Linked DNA regions of Homo sapiens: region 2 is linked to region 1. The links are chromatin loops, found by intact Hi-C in ENCODE. Cell type or tissue: IMR-90. All regions are shown on one strand.

Region 1 (8,000 bases):
GCGGCGGCTCAGCGACTAGCCGGCCGCCCTCCACCGGCGCCTCCGGACGCAACCTCGCCCTGGCAGGGCGGTCTGCGCGTCCAGCTGATTGGTGGCTCTGTCCAGCCGCCGCACGGAGCTAAAAGTGTTCTTCTCCACCGCCTCCAGCCGCCCAGGCCCCCTCGCCCGGCCCGCTCTCTGGCTCTTCGGTCCGGAAAGGACCTTCTACTCCCAGGCGGAGGCTCCCCTTTCCCTGAGTTACCCCGACTGACTCGGACCTGGGCTCAGTGAGGCATCCGGCCCGGCTGGGGAGCGGAGCGCGGTCTCGGCAGCTCCCCTTCCCTTGAGAAAGCGGGAACCCTCTAAGCCAGCGCCCGAAACTCGCGGGGAGGGAGGACAGAAGGGAAAAAAAAAAGAAAACCCAGAAAGAAGCATCCAGCGAGGAGCGAGGGCGACGGAGAGGAAGAGATAGAATGAGGGAGGGATGGAGGCTGGAGGAGGGGGCGGGGTGGAAGAAGGGGGGCGGGAAGGAGGGAGGGAGGGGGAAAGAGAGGGAGGGAGGGATACAGAGAGAATGAATCCTTCTCACTAGAAGAGCTGAAATTACCTTGATTCATTTTTTTGTGTTGGAGGTTTAGCTTTACCTCCTTCCCTCTTCCCAACCTCCACCTCCTCTCCCCACCGCACACCACCTCCACCGCCTGATTCTAAATGCTACAAAGTCAAATTTTAGGAATTCGAATGTTTTGCAAAAGCTTCATAATTAGTAATGAATCTACTGTACACACACACACACACACCAGCAAAGAGAACGGAAAAGAGGGAGGTGAAGAGGAGAAAAAGAGAGATAAATCTTACATTTGAATCAGACATTTGCAGGTCCAAGTTAACTAAACTCATTATATCCGCAGGAAGACTGAGTTTCTTTTTTTTCTTTCTCCCTTTGCCCCAGGGTTCTCACCTAGGGCAATTCAAACTGGGCAAATACCAAGAAACAACCCCCTCTCATGCTCTCCCTCTACCTCCTCCCCTCCACCACGCGTCCTCTCCGGAAGACAGTATCAAAATAGCTCAAGAATTGGGGATGCAAGGGGTCCCCGCCCTGGTGCTTACCTTCTTTGCGGCTTACACCACCCCGGTGGCTAGATCCTGGAGATAAACACTTGCATTTCCCAAAGTTAACCCAGTATACCAACCCGGAGCTTGCCAAGAGTCTATTCCAGCCTACACCGCTAGGAAGCCAACTTCAGCGAGCTCAATGAGGGGACCAAACTGGGGCTCGCTTTCCAAACGCTCCGCTCCAAAATCTGACTCTCTCTCCAGCCCCGATCTCAGTGTGAGCCGAACCTCAGAAAAGACGCTTTTTAAGGGCGACACAGGGTTGGCTTTACAGCGGGGCCAAGAAGACTACCTGGGGGTACCGCCACCTCGGACAAATCCGTTGGCTCTGTCCAAGGTGCTGAATGGACTCCTATCGCCCGGATTACACACCCGGCACAGCAGGAGGAAAAGGCTTAAAAATCTCTAATTAAGTGATACTTGATATTGCTCTAGACGGTTTCTTCCACTTCCTTACGGTTTGTCACGTGCGGATGGCTTTGCCAAAGCCATCCTGTTAATAGTTGATCACATGTTGATGAGAACCTTTTCTTCTACGAGAGGATTACCCATTACCGGTGATATGCACTTCTGACTTATTTCTCTCCCCCCAACCCCACCCCCCATCTACACCTAAACTCCCAGTCTTTACCCCACCCTTACCCCCACTCCACCCCCTAACCCCAACCTCTAACAGCATTATTGTTTTTAGATGGAAATTAACCCCCTTGCAAATGTCAATTACATGCCCACATATAAATCATAGAATATGATCATACACCATACACATTAAGGAAAAGAATAGAATGCAAGACTGCTGAGAGACAAGCATCAGCCTTGAACAACCAATATAACACACACCCCCCCACCCAGCTCCAAGTTTGTTCCACGCAGTTCCACATAGCTGTGTCAAATCTCAAATGATTCCAATTAAAGTTGCACTGTGTAAAAACCCGATTCCCCTGGCCTGAGTAGCTGCTGTTCTTTGGCGTGTGAAGTGCTAGGAAGAGCCGTGATATGCCCGTTGTTAAGCAACATGTCAAGATTTTTCAATTATAATGCAGGTTTTATTGCTACTCACCATTGTGCCTTTGCTGTCCTGGAGACTCAAGTGTCTTAAAATCTCGTCTCCCCAACAGATGCTGGAAGGTAATGTGTCTTGTTTGAAGTCATCATGTGAGAAGTTCGGCTTTGCTCAGTGGATCGCCCACCACTTGGTGTGACTTATGAATCTAATAACCCTTTGCAATATCCGCAAGCTTAAACTCTCAACCACCTTGGCGACTACAGAAGACAAAGCAACTGGCATCGATGTCGAAAAACCTATAGATTTACGCAAACGCCCTCACTCCGAGAGACACGTTTCCTTTTGAGTTCTTACGTGATTCTAATGAATGAGCGAGGTTACCAATGATTGCCCAACTGCCCTGCTATGTAGCAGGTGTTTCCTAGGGCTGCCTTCTAACCGCCCGTTACTGGGTCCTGGCACTGAAAGTTCCCAGAGAAAGTGAGGAGTTTCAGGGTACCCCTGTAAAAAAAAAAACTCAGCCTGCACACCGCTCCCTTGCCCACTACGCAGGTCACACCTGGGGCTCCGGCGAAGCTGAATTCGGCTCGGGAGATTTCCCTGTCGCCAGGTAAGAAAACCTTCGCCTTGTCAGGCTAGGGCGGGAAGACCGCTGGGGAACTTGTTGCTTATCAGCGCCGGCAGACTACCGCTTTAATAATAATACCAGAAAAGCGCAGCAGGGAGGGGGTGGGGGGCGGCAACGGCGACGACTAACCTCGCTGTTTACGTGACCGACTCACTGTGACTCTCTGGGTAAAAAAAGGAAACTTCTTAGAAAAGTTCGTGCCCCTCCCCCTCCCCCATCATGACTAAGGGTCTCCAGCCGATGAGGTCGTGAGTGATGATCAAATGGGGACTGGGGGGAGGGGGGCGAGTAAGTGACTTGTCCTTGGGAACATCTGCATGCGTCGAAGCGCGAACCAGCCCAACAACTTTCCCTTTTCCTCTTAGGTACTGATGACTAGGCGAGAGGCACCAAGGCGAGCCACTAGTTGCCCACAGGAACCTGTGTAAGCCGAGCTCTCGAGCGGCTGAGTTGAATGAAGTTATGACTGCGTTTGCTCTAATGGGTTATGGCTTCCCAAATGTGAGTTAACAGCCCCGGTGCGCAGCTAGGTCGGAAGGCGAGCCGCGGAGAGCGGAGCCGCGGGCCAAGGCAGGGACGGGAGGGGAGGCGGCAGGTTGGGCGCTCCGCTGCTGCTCGGTGCTGCTTCCCCGGAGCCGCTTCCTCATCCTGCGGGGGCTGCCCCGCCGCCGGGGTGCCGGGGTGAGCGCGGCGGGAGCCAGGGCTGGGGTGGCGAACCTCGGAGGGGGCTCTCCCAGGAAGCCCTGCGGTTAGCGCCCGCGCTTCCCCACCAGTGGCTGCGCAAGCTGGGAAGCGAAGAGGTCACGTGTTGGCGGAAAGTAACTTGGAGGCGAAAGGATGAACTTTGAGAAGAGGAAAAAAAGCACAATGAAACAAACTACCCCCTTGGAGTGTCTAATAGAGGGGGAGGCGGGAGGGGGGGCGGAGGGGCGCCGCTCTCCGCGGGAGATGTGGGGACGACTCCGGAAATCTCGGGAAATAGGCAATAACTCGAGCTTTGGCAACGTCCCCCAGCCTAGGGAGGCGCTAACGCAAGGTATCTTTCCACTGAAGCTGCCCTTTGCCTACCCTCAGCCATCGCTAGCACAGCAGAGCAGAAGAACCAGGGATGAATGTAGACCAGTTGTTATGGAGATGTCCGTCGCTCTGAGGAGCGCTAGTGCCCTGGGAAGTCCCCAGACGCATTTCAGGTTTCGTCGTTTTGGCACTGACACCATGATTTTACTCGCTCTGAGTTCCCACCAAGGGGAGCCCACCAACGGCGTCACAGGCCCTGGCCGTGGCGCTATTGACTGCAGGGATGAGGCACAGCGATGCTGCAGAAGATGGTGGATAGCTCTTAAGTTTCAGACCACCCAGCCCTTTCCAATTTCCAGTTTCTTTATTCCAGTCAAAAGTGCTTTGTTTGAATATCATTCTTGCTTGCTTATGTAGAAAAATCTTACTTACACGATAGGATGATTAGAAGCAACAGAACATAAGCATTCAGTGGCTGCTTCAAGGTCCTCCCTCTCCCATCCCAGAAATGCCTTCCTTATGGAAAATAAGTTTTACTTCCCAATTATGTGCATGGACCTCTGTTCATTGCAGCCCCCATTGGTACTGGGTTATTATTATTAGCAGTAAGTCTAGTGTTGAGTTCATGCTTCTCTAGAAATGTTTCCAAAGTCAAACAGGCTTATCTTAGGCTCCAGATAAAATATCTGTATACAAAAGCTTCCTGGTTCTCATTAGGAGTAGTTCTAGATTTGCCAGGCTCCTGGAGACCTGAGATGGGTCCTTATGAAAGGATTTCAGAAACCCTCACAGTCATCAACACAACAGTTCTCGCCAAATGAAAGGACTGCTCAAATTGCCCACAAACTGCCACTTTTTGTCCATCCATGAATTAGCCAGCAGATGCTGCCCTAAGACTGGGACAGCTGGTACATACCATTCTCAGAGGTCTTGGGGTACAGGCTTTGTGGACAAAACTGGTTTTTTGAGAATGGAATCCATAATGCTGTTAATAACTTTCCTTGCCTACTGACAAATTCAATGACTAGCACAGATCTGCAATCTTGAAAAGACATAAGGAGATGACCACTGTATATGAACATATTATTCCCCATTGCCATCAATGTGATATATTTTTCTGACTCTTTTGTCAACAGTTTGTGGTCTGTATAGAAACTATCAGCTACTCCTCTGCTGGATCTTTATTCTGAAAATTATATCTTACAGTGGGATACCCTGAATTGTTGGTGTAGGTGCCTGAGGATTCAGAACATGAATGACTGATTAGTTTGAAATCATTTAGACACATGATTGTACTGAAGATATTTCCCAAGAAATATGTTTAACCAGTGCTCTTATTTCTTGGAACCATTACTAAAACCTCCAACTCAGGGACCAAAATGATGGACAAGAGTTGCTAAATAATAAGGGTTGATATAGGGAGCTAGGGAGAGTGGTGAAGATATGGTGTTTGCCATATATCTATATATACCTATTCCCACTTTGGATTTCTCAGTGATCTGATAGACAATTCTCTTCTCTTGGTGCACTATCAACTCTCCAACCTTTTATCTCCATCCACTCACTTACATAATTTTTTTCCATCTGCAGAAATCCAGTGTCTAATGTAAGTAAAGATTGCCATAATTTCATTTGTTAAGATAGATGCCAAGCACTGTATGTGTCACAATTTTCATCTCAGTAGCACTTATTCCTGGGGTTATCTTATTTTTTCATACAACCCCAATCAGCTGTGATATGAATATCACACTTCTCTGGCTCATTTGACCCCATTTATATTTAGTAATGGCAAGAACATTTCAGACTGAATAGTGAACAAATCTTATTCCTTAAGGATCACTACCTAACAACATGACCAAACTTAAAGCAAAATGTATTAATACAACCTAGAAGGAAGGATTTTTGCTTTCAAAATATGGGTATTGCACTCCTTATAGATGAGCTGTTTAATATTCACAGTTTTCTACCTATGCCACAGTTATAAAGCTTGTTCTTTGCCCACATCTTTATGAAGATAGGTTCAAAAATTAATACGAGGCTCATCAGTATTAGGAGGCACAAAAACTTCACTCAGTAGATGTGTAGTCTTGGAATTGGTGGGAGATGGGTAACAAAGCAGGAGTCTACAAAGTCAGAAATGAAAGAGAACTCCTTTTTCTTAGAAAACTAAGAAATAATTGGAGTACCTCTTAAGACAAAGTCCACTGTCTTTATTTCTAAAAGGAAATTCAGTAAGTCACTTTTAATAGGATGGTTTGTGTATTCCTTACTATATATCAAGGAAGACAAAGATGAGATAGTACTTCCATTCTTTTCTCCCAACTTGTCTTTCCAAATCTATTTGGTTGTAGTTAATTTCCAGGCTCTCCATCTCACCTGGAGTTGGATAGATTATTTCCATCCTTCCTTCCCACTCTTACTTCTCCTTCCTTTTCAGTACTTATTCTGTGCCAGGGACTCTGATGGGACTGGTGATCCACATGTTAACAATTCTCTACCTAAAGTATCTCAGAAGTTAAAGAGTGCTTGGTTAATAATAGCTGAGAGGTCAACAGTGCCTTCCCCTTCATTACCTCAGGATCACTTGTTACAATCAATGCAGAAGAGTAGTCACAGAGAAGCTCCTGATGGTGATATAATTGCTATCTTGGAGCCTAAAAAACAAAAAACAGGTAGCAAAAGCCTTCTGTTTATGATATAAGAAGAGCTTCTGACCAGGTAGGAAGAAAGATTGGCTCTCTTAGTCACTTCCTGATCTCTAATGGTTCTCCACAGGTAATAGAAGGAGAGGCAAAGAATCACGACACACAATTTGGAAAGCCTTCTGAAAGCAAGAATAGGCAATGATTGCCAAGAACCTGGTATTGAGCTCATATTTAAAAAGAACTCAAAGAATCCTCAATCTACCAAACCTAGTTATAAAGGAAACAATCAAAACTTCAAAAAGAAGTAAGCAAGAGAAAGCCTTGGGAAAGTCATGATTTAGTTTGCAATAACCTCTGTGCATTTCTGAGCCTGACAAGCAAGCATGAGACAGAAGATCTGGACATGACTTAACTCAATTTCAGAACACCAGACAACCCTATAATGAGGCTGAAGCAAGACCACATGGAATACTGAGGAAGAACTGAATGACTCTTTCTAAACCATCTTACAGAAAAGAGATGAATAAGAGGAAGTATGGGTAGCAAGTAAGAGAGAAGTGACATTGTTAATATGAAAAGTTGACAGGGAGATTAAGATGGGTCAAGAGCATGTCAGGTCAGGACTTGCAAGATGTACTTAACTAAATGTAAGTTCATATTAGGAATTGGATAAAATGAGAAATAAAAACTCCAAGGAGTCACAAAACTTAGGATCATGGAAAGGCAAGTGAAAATTAGTAAAAAGAGCCAATTTTATATCATGATAGGGCCTACCAAGGTGTGCTTGACATCTAATCTGCCTAGAACATCTGGAAGGAAACTTTCACAGATGCTAAACTGTGCTTCTTATAATTTAATGTGCACATGAATCTCCTGGGCAACTCTTTAGAAAGCAGATTCTAAGTCTGGGGACAGCATCAACAGTTGGCATTTTCAACAGATTCCCAGGTGATATGAAGTTGTGCCACATTTTGCACAGCAAAATACTAAAGCTTGCTGCCCCAGCCTATGGTTTCATTTGCATTATGGCTTCATTAATACACTTCATTAGTAACTGAAGTGAATGCTATATAACAAAAAATAATTCAAGGAAAAGACCTGTTCCTTTAACTCTAATGTTACACAAACCACAGACTCTAATTTGCTCCTGAACCCATTAATTCTAGAAAGTTCTTAAGCACAGTGGACATCAACCTCTTATTATCAGTAACATTGGCTATAGTTTGAACATTTATCATTTTGTACCTATTGGAGTAAAAGAAAAGAGAATCCATTTGGAATATATTGGGCACATTGCACAATGGAAAAGTCAGGGAAAATTATTCTAGTCATGTAAAGAGGATTGGTTAGGTCATATTCTGAGTCCTGAGCTCATTCTGGGTTTCTTTCTATAAATAGGATATTTTGGAACTAGAGAAAGCACAGCAGAAGGCAACCAGAATGACAGAGGGATTTGGGGAATTTGCTTCTGCTGAAAGGTTAAGGAAACTAGGTCTGTTTTCTTTTGTAAGGAGAGAAAAGATGGTACCTCACTGAGGTGATATCATTCTAAAAGTAGTGGAAGTAATAGGATGAGACAAGAGTGCCTTATGGAAACAAGAGTAGA
Region 2 (8,000 bases), 140 kb after region 1:
AAAAGTGAAGGAGGCTCAGAGCCATAAATATCTCGAGTCAGGGAGCTGAAAGGCAGCAAAGCTAAGAAGCAGACCTTAATCTTAGTCTCTAAATCCATCGTCTTTCTAAAAACCCCTGCTTAACTCCATGTTTATTTTCCCAACTGTGTTTGAAGCCCCTCAGTGGCAGTCTGTCTGAGAAGCCCCTGTGTGGAGACAGATGCTTTCTCCAAGTGGAGCTCACACTCTGATGTTCTTCATAGTGTCTTCTTGACTCAAGGTGTGGGTTTTGCTTATTTCAGGCTCCATCCCTGCCTCAGCTTCAGATACCAACCTGATCTTTAATTTGCCAATATGGAAGACTGCCGAGCTCTACTCCTGGCTTCCAGGTCCAGCACATTCTCTTACCCATGCCTGACTGTGCTAGGACTACCAATCCTTCGGTCAACTCCAGACCCAGTGCTATAGTGTCATTTCTTCATGAAGTCTGCTATAGTCAGCCCTTTGGAATATATATATATATAGCATAGGATTTGACAGTAGTTGTCCAAAGTTGGGGTAAGAGAGGATTTCAGTTTCTACTTTATGTGTTAGTGAAATAAAAAAATTTTTTGACAAAGGTTATTACTTTTATAATTAGCAAAAACAAAGATAATTTCATAGAGATTTTTACAAAAAGATTTTTGTCATCAGCTCAGTGAGACTTATGAAAATGCCTCAGCAGACAACTAGAATTCACAAATTGTCTTGAATTGTTTCACCCCATTCACTTGTCCACTTCTTGCTTTGCTCACTGAGCGGTTCCTTCAAGTTACCAACTCTAGTTTTGATCTCTCAGCTTGTTTATTTTTGTTCTTCTCCCTTTGCTCATACCTCCTTGAGGTCCTAGAACTCCCTTTCTGGTCAACGGGCCAATGATCTTTGAAGGTGAACTTCATCAAATGGGGAAGATCCAGGCATTTAGGTCCCAAAGGAAAGATGGTTGGTATATAAAGCTCCCTGCTCTGACTCCATAGGAATTCATATTCTTGCCACACCCTTAGGCATTAGGTTAAATACCCAACAGTTCTCTCATCGGTTCTTGGTATTTGCCTTATTTTTCCAACTGCATTTTAAATTCCTCAAAGGCAGATATCTTAAGTAATAGTTTTCTTTATCTTACCTAGAAGGAGCTAAATATGTTTTCTATGCCCTGGACCCAGATTCTCTCCCTGGTAAAGGGCGTTTCCCAACAGTATTTTGCAAAAGACATTTCCCAGAACTCTCACTTGCTGAGAATCTCTATCACAGGTTTATATGATAAGTGATTAGGCTCAAACTATTTATCATGGTTTACAAAGTCCTTCATAATTGAGTACGAAACTATGTCACCAGGTTCATCTTGCATCCTGTTTGCTTCTCCTACACACGCAGCCCAGTTTCCAGTCATAATTAATTTCTTCACCATTCCACAAATAAAGCATCACCATCACTAGTAATCATCATTATTCATTATGGTTTTATATGTTGATGACTTTGCCTGTTGTGTATAGAATGTCTTTCCTTCCCCTACCCAACCTGACAAGCTCTTCTGCTGCCTCCAAGACCCATTTCAGATGACTTCTCTTCCAGAAAAACCTTCCTTAGATCCTGAGACCGAGCTAGTCTGTCCTTTCTGTGTGCTCCCACAAAGCTTTGTTAAACACTAGTCACCTCAACTATATGATATTCTCTCTCTGACTACCTCAAGGTAAGACTTGGGTCTTATTCCTTTTGGGGCATCCCTAGCAGCACCTTTTATAATATCTGACAGAGTTGGCATTCAATAAATATGTGTTGAATTAATGCATGGGAGAAAGAAGTGTTCTCCAGGTAGTTACCATGATGGATTTGAATGCAGAGTGATGGTGAACAATGAAAGAAAGGAGGGGGAGTCATTTTACTGGAAGTCAAAGGGATTAGCTCTTGCATCATGCAGTGCAGCTGACCGCTCCCAGAAGGGAGACGTCCAAATGTAAGATGCAGTGCAGAACATTAAATATTGAAAGCAAAAGTTAAATATTAAATTTTAATATGAAACATTAATGCCAATAAACAAAACCAGCCAGAGAGGGACAAAATTAGGACCAGGCCGTGGTCAAAAAGGAAAGAGTCATGGCTCAGACTGAAAGCTGACCATGGCCTGGACTTTCCCAGCAGGGCTCATTGGTAATGGTCACACCCATCGAATTTCCCGGGAGAAGCAGTTGAAGGGGGGAGAAAACCTTTTATAACCCACAGCCGTAAAACTCAAGTCTTTCCTACAAAACAAAACACAGTAAAGTGTTTTAGGACCGCCAAGGCTTCAGAACTCATGGTACAGTGGAACAAAAATAGAGGCAGCAGAGAGGAAAATATGAGGTTGCTGAACCCTTGGGGCAGGAATCCTATCTTTGCTTGCACTGTGTGGGACTGGGCTCGTGTGCAGCCAAGTTGGGCAGAAAGAAACAACAACAAGAGTCATAAAAGGAACAAAAATAATGGGCTGCTCCTGTTGATGCCAATGGGTGTTTTGCCTGAATGGAAAACAACCCTGGGAACAGAATATTGAAACTAGTGCTCAAGATCTACACTCATTAGGGCCCAAAGCTTACTCCACCTGGAGATTCAGCAGCACTGTGTCTACTGTGACTGTTCAGGGTCAAGGGCCTTGTAGGACTCAAGCTAGGCCTGAAAGCTCATAAATTGTGTGTTTTCCATCAAAAAGCTAGTCACTTTGGTTGGTAAAACTGTTGATATGGTTTGGCTGTGTTCCCACCCAACTCTCATCTTATCATGGGAGGGACCCTGGAAGAGGTAATTGAATCATGGGGGTGGGTGTTTCCTGTGCTGTTCTCGTGATAGTGAATAAGTCATGAGATCTGACGGTTTTATAAAGGGGAGTTTACCTTGCACAAGTTCTGTCTTTTCTGTTGCCATATAAGATGTGTCTTTTGCCTTCCACCATGATTGTGAGGCCTCCCCAGCCATGTGGAACTGTGAGTACATTAAACCTCTTTTTCTTTATAAATTACTCAATCTCAGGTATGTCTTTATCAGCAATGTGAAAACTGACTAATACAACTGTCATTAGGCAAGGCGTTGGGTTAGATATCAGAAAGGTTTGGGTAACTTATTCCTGCACCTATGTTCAAATCTTGCTTGATAATCTTAGTTTATGACAAGTTCTTATTCTAAAAATGAAAGCTAGACCACAGGACCAGATCAGATTCTTTCAGGACAACTGCAGTGAGGTATTAGGAATCAAAATCCGTGACCATGGAAAGGAAATAATTTCAGGGCATTGGCCTTCAGGGTCAAGATGACACAGAAGACTATTTGTCTTGCTTTAAGCTTCAGAGAAGAGGGGAGAAGTGAAGAATTCTGAGAGTAAGATCCCCATCATAGCAAAGGTCTCACATAACCAGTCCCTAGGTTACAGGAAATTTAAGAGGTCACTGGATGCAAAGCCCCTACCCCAGGCCATGCTGTCACCTAATCTGGGAAAGACACAAAAGTGTTCAGGACATCAAGACAGAGGAAGTGCTCCAACAAACAAGTCTCCCATTCCCTGAGAACTCTTACAATTTCCAGGGGAAATATGGATGTGATGATAAAGGAATGAGGGTAATTTAGCTGGAAGGATAATCTTCACAAGAAATTAGCAAGCATAAGGGGGAAAATGAGCATGGATTGGTGGTTTAATTTTAACCATATGGAAGGATTAACTGATCGGTGCTATCAAGTAACCGTATCAAGTGAAAGTCAATCAGGAGACAGCTTGGGGGAAAATTAGGTTTTCTTGAAGGAAACAAGGTATGAAAGTGGATGCTGGAGCCAAGAATCACAGAGTCCATATTATGTGATGTTTTCTTTCTTCAAGTTCTCTTTGTTTTTTGTGATATATTTTGGTTACTTTTCCTTCTTTCAAATCTATTTGAGCATTTTTATCTGGCCTGTTGCCTCTTTCTCCCCACTTTTGTCTAGCTCAACGCAGTCACATGATGCTGACGAAGGTTAGCCTTAGAAGTTAGGGTAGCCTGCTGAGTTTCAGAAGAGAAAGAGAAATTTTAATACGGGTAAACTTTGCTATTCTTGATGTATACAACCTCACCTGTGTCTACACCTGGGTGAATATAATTGGCTCCTCTGGTAGAATATTGCCTCTTATACAAATAATGTTGAGTGCATTTTACAGGAAAAAAACAGAAGTTATAGTTTGCTGTTAGCAATACCAAATTATTCTTAATGCCTCACAAAATACAGAGAAAAGATTAATGAGCCAGACGGTCAGGAATAGAGCCCAGTTTTCACACTGACTCACTGGATGACTCTGAGCTGAGCTGAGTTACTCAACATTACTGAGCTTCAGTTTCCATGCCTGGAATATTACAGGATGAGACCAGATAAGTTGTTTTCAGACTATAACCCAAGGTTCCCTGATGGTTCAGGGAGAAGGGAGGCAGAGTCCACCACAAAAGCAAAGGCAAATTTGGACATTAGCTGCTTCAGCCAGAGTAGCTTCATTTCAATAACATTATTTATATATTGGACTTTTGCATAATGGTTTATGTTTAAAAATAGATTCATGCTTTAAAAAAATTGGAAGCTCATTGGACTATAACAGATGATCACTGATACTTAACAATGCTGCCCCTTTCTGCCTCCTTTTACATAATTCGAGAATCTACCTTTCTGAATATGAAGGAATTCTAGGGATCACTTAGGTAACTTCCTTTCCTTGACATCTGAGGAAACTGAGGACCAGAAGCAGAAGAGACCTGCCCAGGACCTCATGCCAAGGTGGTGACTGAGCAAGTTTAGTCTTTTGATTATTATGGGTCAATTGCTTCCTCTACCAAATCAGTGATGGTGAAACAGTATATTAGTTTGTTAGGGCTGCCATAACTGATACCATAGACTGGGTGGCTTAAACAACAAAAGTTTGTGTCCTTACAGTTCTGGAGGCTAGAAGTACAAGATCAAGGTGCTGGCAGGGTTGGTTTCATTCTGAGATTTCTCTCTTTGGCTTGTCATCTCCTCCTCACCACCCTTCTTTTCCCCCCATGGTCTTTCCTCTGTGAGTGTCTGTACCCTAATTGCCTCTTCTTCTAAGGACACCAGTTATATTAGATTAGGGCCCATCCATAAAAGCCCATTTAATCTTAATTACCTCTTTAGAGGCCCTATCTCCAAATACAGCCTCTTTCTGAAGTAACTGTGGGTTAGGACTTTAACACACAAATTTTGGGGGCGTGACGGGAACACACAATCACAATCCAGCCCTTAATACCTGGCGATTGTAGAGACCATCTAGAGAGTTCTTTTTTTTCTTTGTTTCAATACATTTGAAATAGTAACATATGCACTTGTTCAAAAGAAGTGCAAGCAGTTCAGAATGGTATACAGTGAATAATCACACTAGCTTTCCAGTTTCTTTTACCTGGCCTGGAACAACTACTGTTGCTATTTCTTGTGCATCTTTCCAGAAATAGTTTAAGTATATTTAAACCTATAATATATGAGTGTCTCCCTAGTAAATACTGAAGAGATTTAAAACAAAAACTTTCCTCTGGCTTAATTCCAGATTAATTAAATTAGAATCTTAGAGGTGGGGTGGCCCAAGTGTCTGCAATGATAGGGTAGATTTGGAAAACTGCTCTAGACCCTGGCTACTCAGAGACTGGGGTCTGAGACCCAGCAGCCTCTGCAGCACCTAGGAGGTTGTTAGAAATGCAGAATCTCAGCCCCCACCCCAGAACTACTGATTGGAATCTGCACTTTAATAAGATCTTCTCTTAGGTAATTTGAATGTAGACAAAGTTTGAGAAGCTAGGGAACTTACCTTTTTACTGGAATTTCCGCTGGGCCTTCTAATCAGTAGGGGATTATATTGAGCAAGCCCAGCCACAGGAGAGGAGAATGTGCCGATGCCTCTATGGGCAGAAGACAGGCTTGCATGGTAGCCTGTCTCTTGGGCCAACAAATCCTCTGATTTCATTTCCCCCACAAAGAAGGGGAAGGGACAGCCTCAAGAACTGCCTTGCCATACCTTTCTTTTGCAAATTCTCAAGCCCCAGTTTGGGATGGCAGTTCCTGAAAAGCCTATTTCAGGTGATCCCAGTTCTGCAATTAGACAATCTTTTGATGGGGAACAAATGTGTCCACCGTGAGCTGGAGAATGGCTCCGGTAAACCAAAGCAAACACACTGCAGAATTGGCAGCCCAGCTTTCCTCTGGCCTGGTGCAATAAATTGCTGAGGCCATCATCCGTGGCAAATAACCCAGCTAGGCTGCCTGGCGGGCCCGGGAGGGAGGGAACAAGGAAGGGAGGTGTCATCCAGTCAATTAGCCACAGAAAGAGCATTCCTTCCTGGAGGGTGGATTTACCTCTTTTCAGCACCACTAACTCAAATGTCAAACAAGTTGTAACTGCCATGAAGAATAGGCCTTAGCTACAGTATTTTCTTTCTGTAAGAGAGGAAACAACCTGCCCCTTTCAGCTTTCCCTTTTGGAGTTCCAGGATTTGGAATGGGGCCAGGTGGACGGCTTGTTAGCAACTTTTCTACTCCCTCCCAGCTCCTACCATCAGTACTGCTAAAGAAGACCACTCCTGAGTCTCCTAGAGCTGGTTGCAAAGCCAAAGCTAGAGGAGGGGGAGGAAACAACCGTCTGGGGTGGCTGTGGCTAGATGTCAGCCTCGGTTAAATTAGAGGATGTTTCCAGCATCTGTAAATTCACCTAAAAAAGAGTTAATGAGGCCTTGGATTCCACTCAACTCTGGAATGAACCAAGATGCCCTTCACAATCCTGTTATGCCAGGTGTTCGCCTCAAAGAGGCATTTATGGGAGACACCAGTTTTGGCAATTCCCTTTGGCAACAACAGCCAAGCTGTGAGAACTGACCACCTGGGGGAATGTTAGGTGCCAAGAGCTTCTGTGGCTTGTCCAAAACCACTTGGCATGAAGACTGCTAGGATCACAAATCCCTGAACCTGAGCCCCAGAAGGCAGGCACTGCAGTTTGTGGACTGTCTTCATGGTGTGTCTGGCTGGCTCTTTGGTGTGGAAGGCATGTAGGAAAGTCTCAATGCTAGGCAATGGGGATGATGTCTGGGAGTGTATTCCACCAAACCCTGGAGCTGCTAGGGCACATCTGGCCCAACCTAGAACTTTAAGGCTGGTGGACATCTCCATCAGGGAGGAGACAGCTTTCCAAAGTGGTTCTCATTTTTATTCATTACTTGGTAGGGGGGTGAGGGAGGTGGTAGTGAACATTTGACCTCCACTTAGGGGGACTGTGTAGACACAGACAAACTTTGATGCTCAGGGACTAAGAGGGCATGTTAATCAAGGCAGCAAGGGGCAGGAGGAAATGTTGAGTGAGCAAAAGCTGATTCCTTTGGGTGGCGCTGAATGGTAGGGGCTGAATTCTAAGAGGAGTGAGCAGGGCTGGAAACGAGAGAAAGCAAACAATCAAAAATCTGGTGGAAGATGGGCACAGTGGCTCATGCCTGTAATTCCAGCACTTTGGGAAGCCGAGGCAGGCAGATCACTTGAGGTCAGGAGTTTGAGACCATCCTGGCCAACATGGCAAAACCCTGTCCCTACTAAAAATATAAAAATTAGCCTGGTGTGGTGGCATGTGCCTGTAATCCAAGCTACTTGGGAGGCTGAGGCAGGAGAATCACTTAAGCCCAGGAGGTGGAGGTTGTAGTGATCATGCCTCTGCACTCCAGCGTGGGTGACAGAGTGAGACTCAGTCTCAAAAAAAAAAAAAAAAAAAAAAATCAGGTGGAATAGGAACAGAATGTGGAGTGAGACCAAGAGCAAAAACTGAGCCTGGGGGCTCCTAACTGGTTTTTCCTGGCTTCCTGATTAGAGCATGACACCATTAACACATCATCAGCTTAATTTAAAGAAATGAAATAGGGGGTAAACATAGACACAATACACACAAAATGCAAATACCTCGTTCCCTAAACTGTGCACATAAAGCTGTGGTTATTCAGGTCCCTCTCTGG

Evidence for each region. A loop is a pair of places that touch in the nucleus more often than their neighbours do. Peaks named below come from ENCODE experiments on the same cell type or tissue, not always from the same donor. Only the 100,000 strongest peaks of a DNase experiment are listed, where the experiment ranks them.
Region 2: it touches region 1 in a loop (2.1-fold over the local background); 2 of 110 quality-filtered maps call a loop at or near these places.

What each region holds. Positions count from the first base shown.
Region 1 is chr11:27,719,254-27,727,253 of GRCh38, forward strand. LOC124902652 (a long non-coding RNA gene) reads left to right here and starts at 2,989. Exons shown (of 2, transcript XR_007062633.1): 1 at 2,989-3,233; 2 at 6,525-8,000. It also overlaps a transcript of BDNF not described here. RefSeq lists an enhancer at 2,727-3,235. In IMR-90, CTCF peaks have their summits at 1,228, 3,988 and 4,630 (motif pointing right); DNase peaks (open chromatin) are centred at 88, 1,438 and 3,118; H3K4me3 peaks cover 3,440 bases; H3K27ac peaks cover 1,913 bases.
Region 2 is chr11:27,857,925-27,865,924 of GRCh38, forward strand. No RefSeq gene overlaps it. Among named protein-coding and RNA genes, the nearest start is that of BDNF, 160 kb to the left of the region's middle. In IMR-90, no CTCF peak of the experiment used is centred here; a DNase peak (open chromatin) is centred at 4,327; H3K27ac peaks cover 143 bases.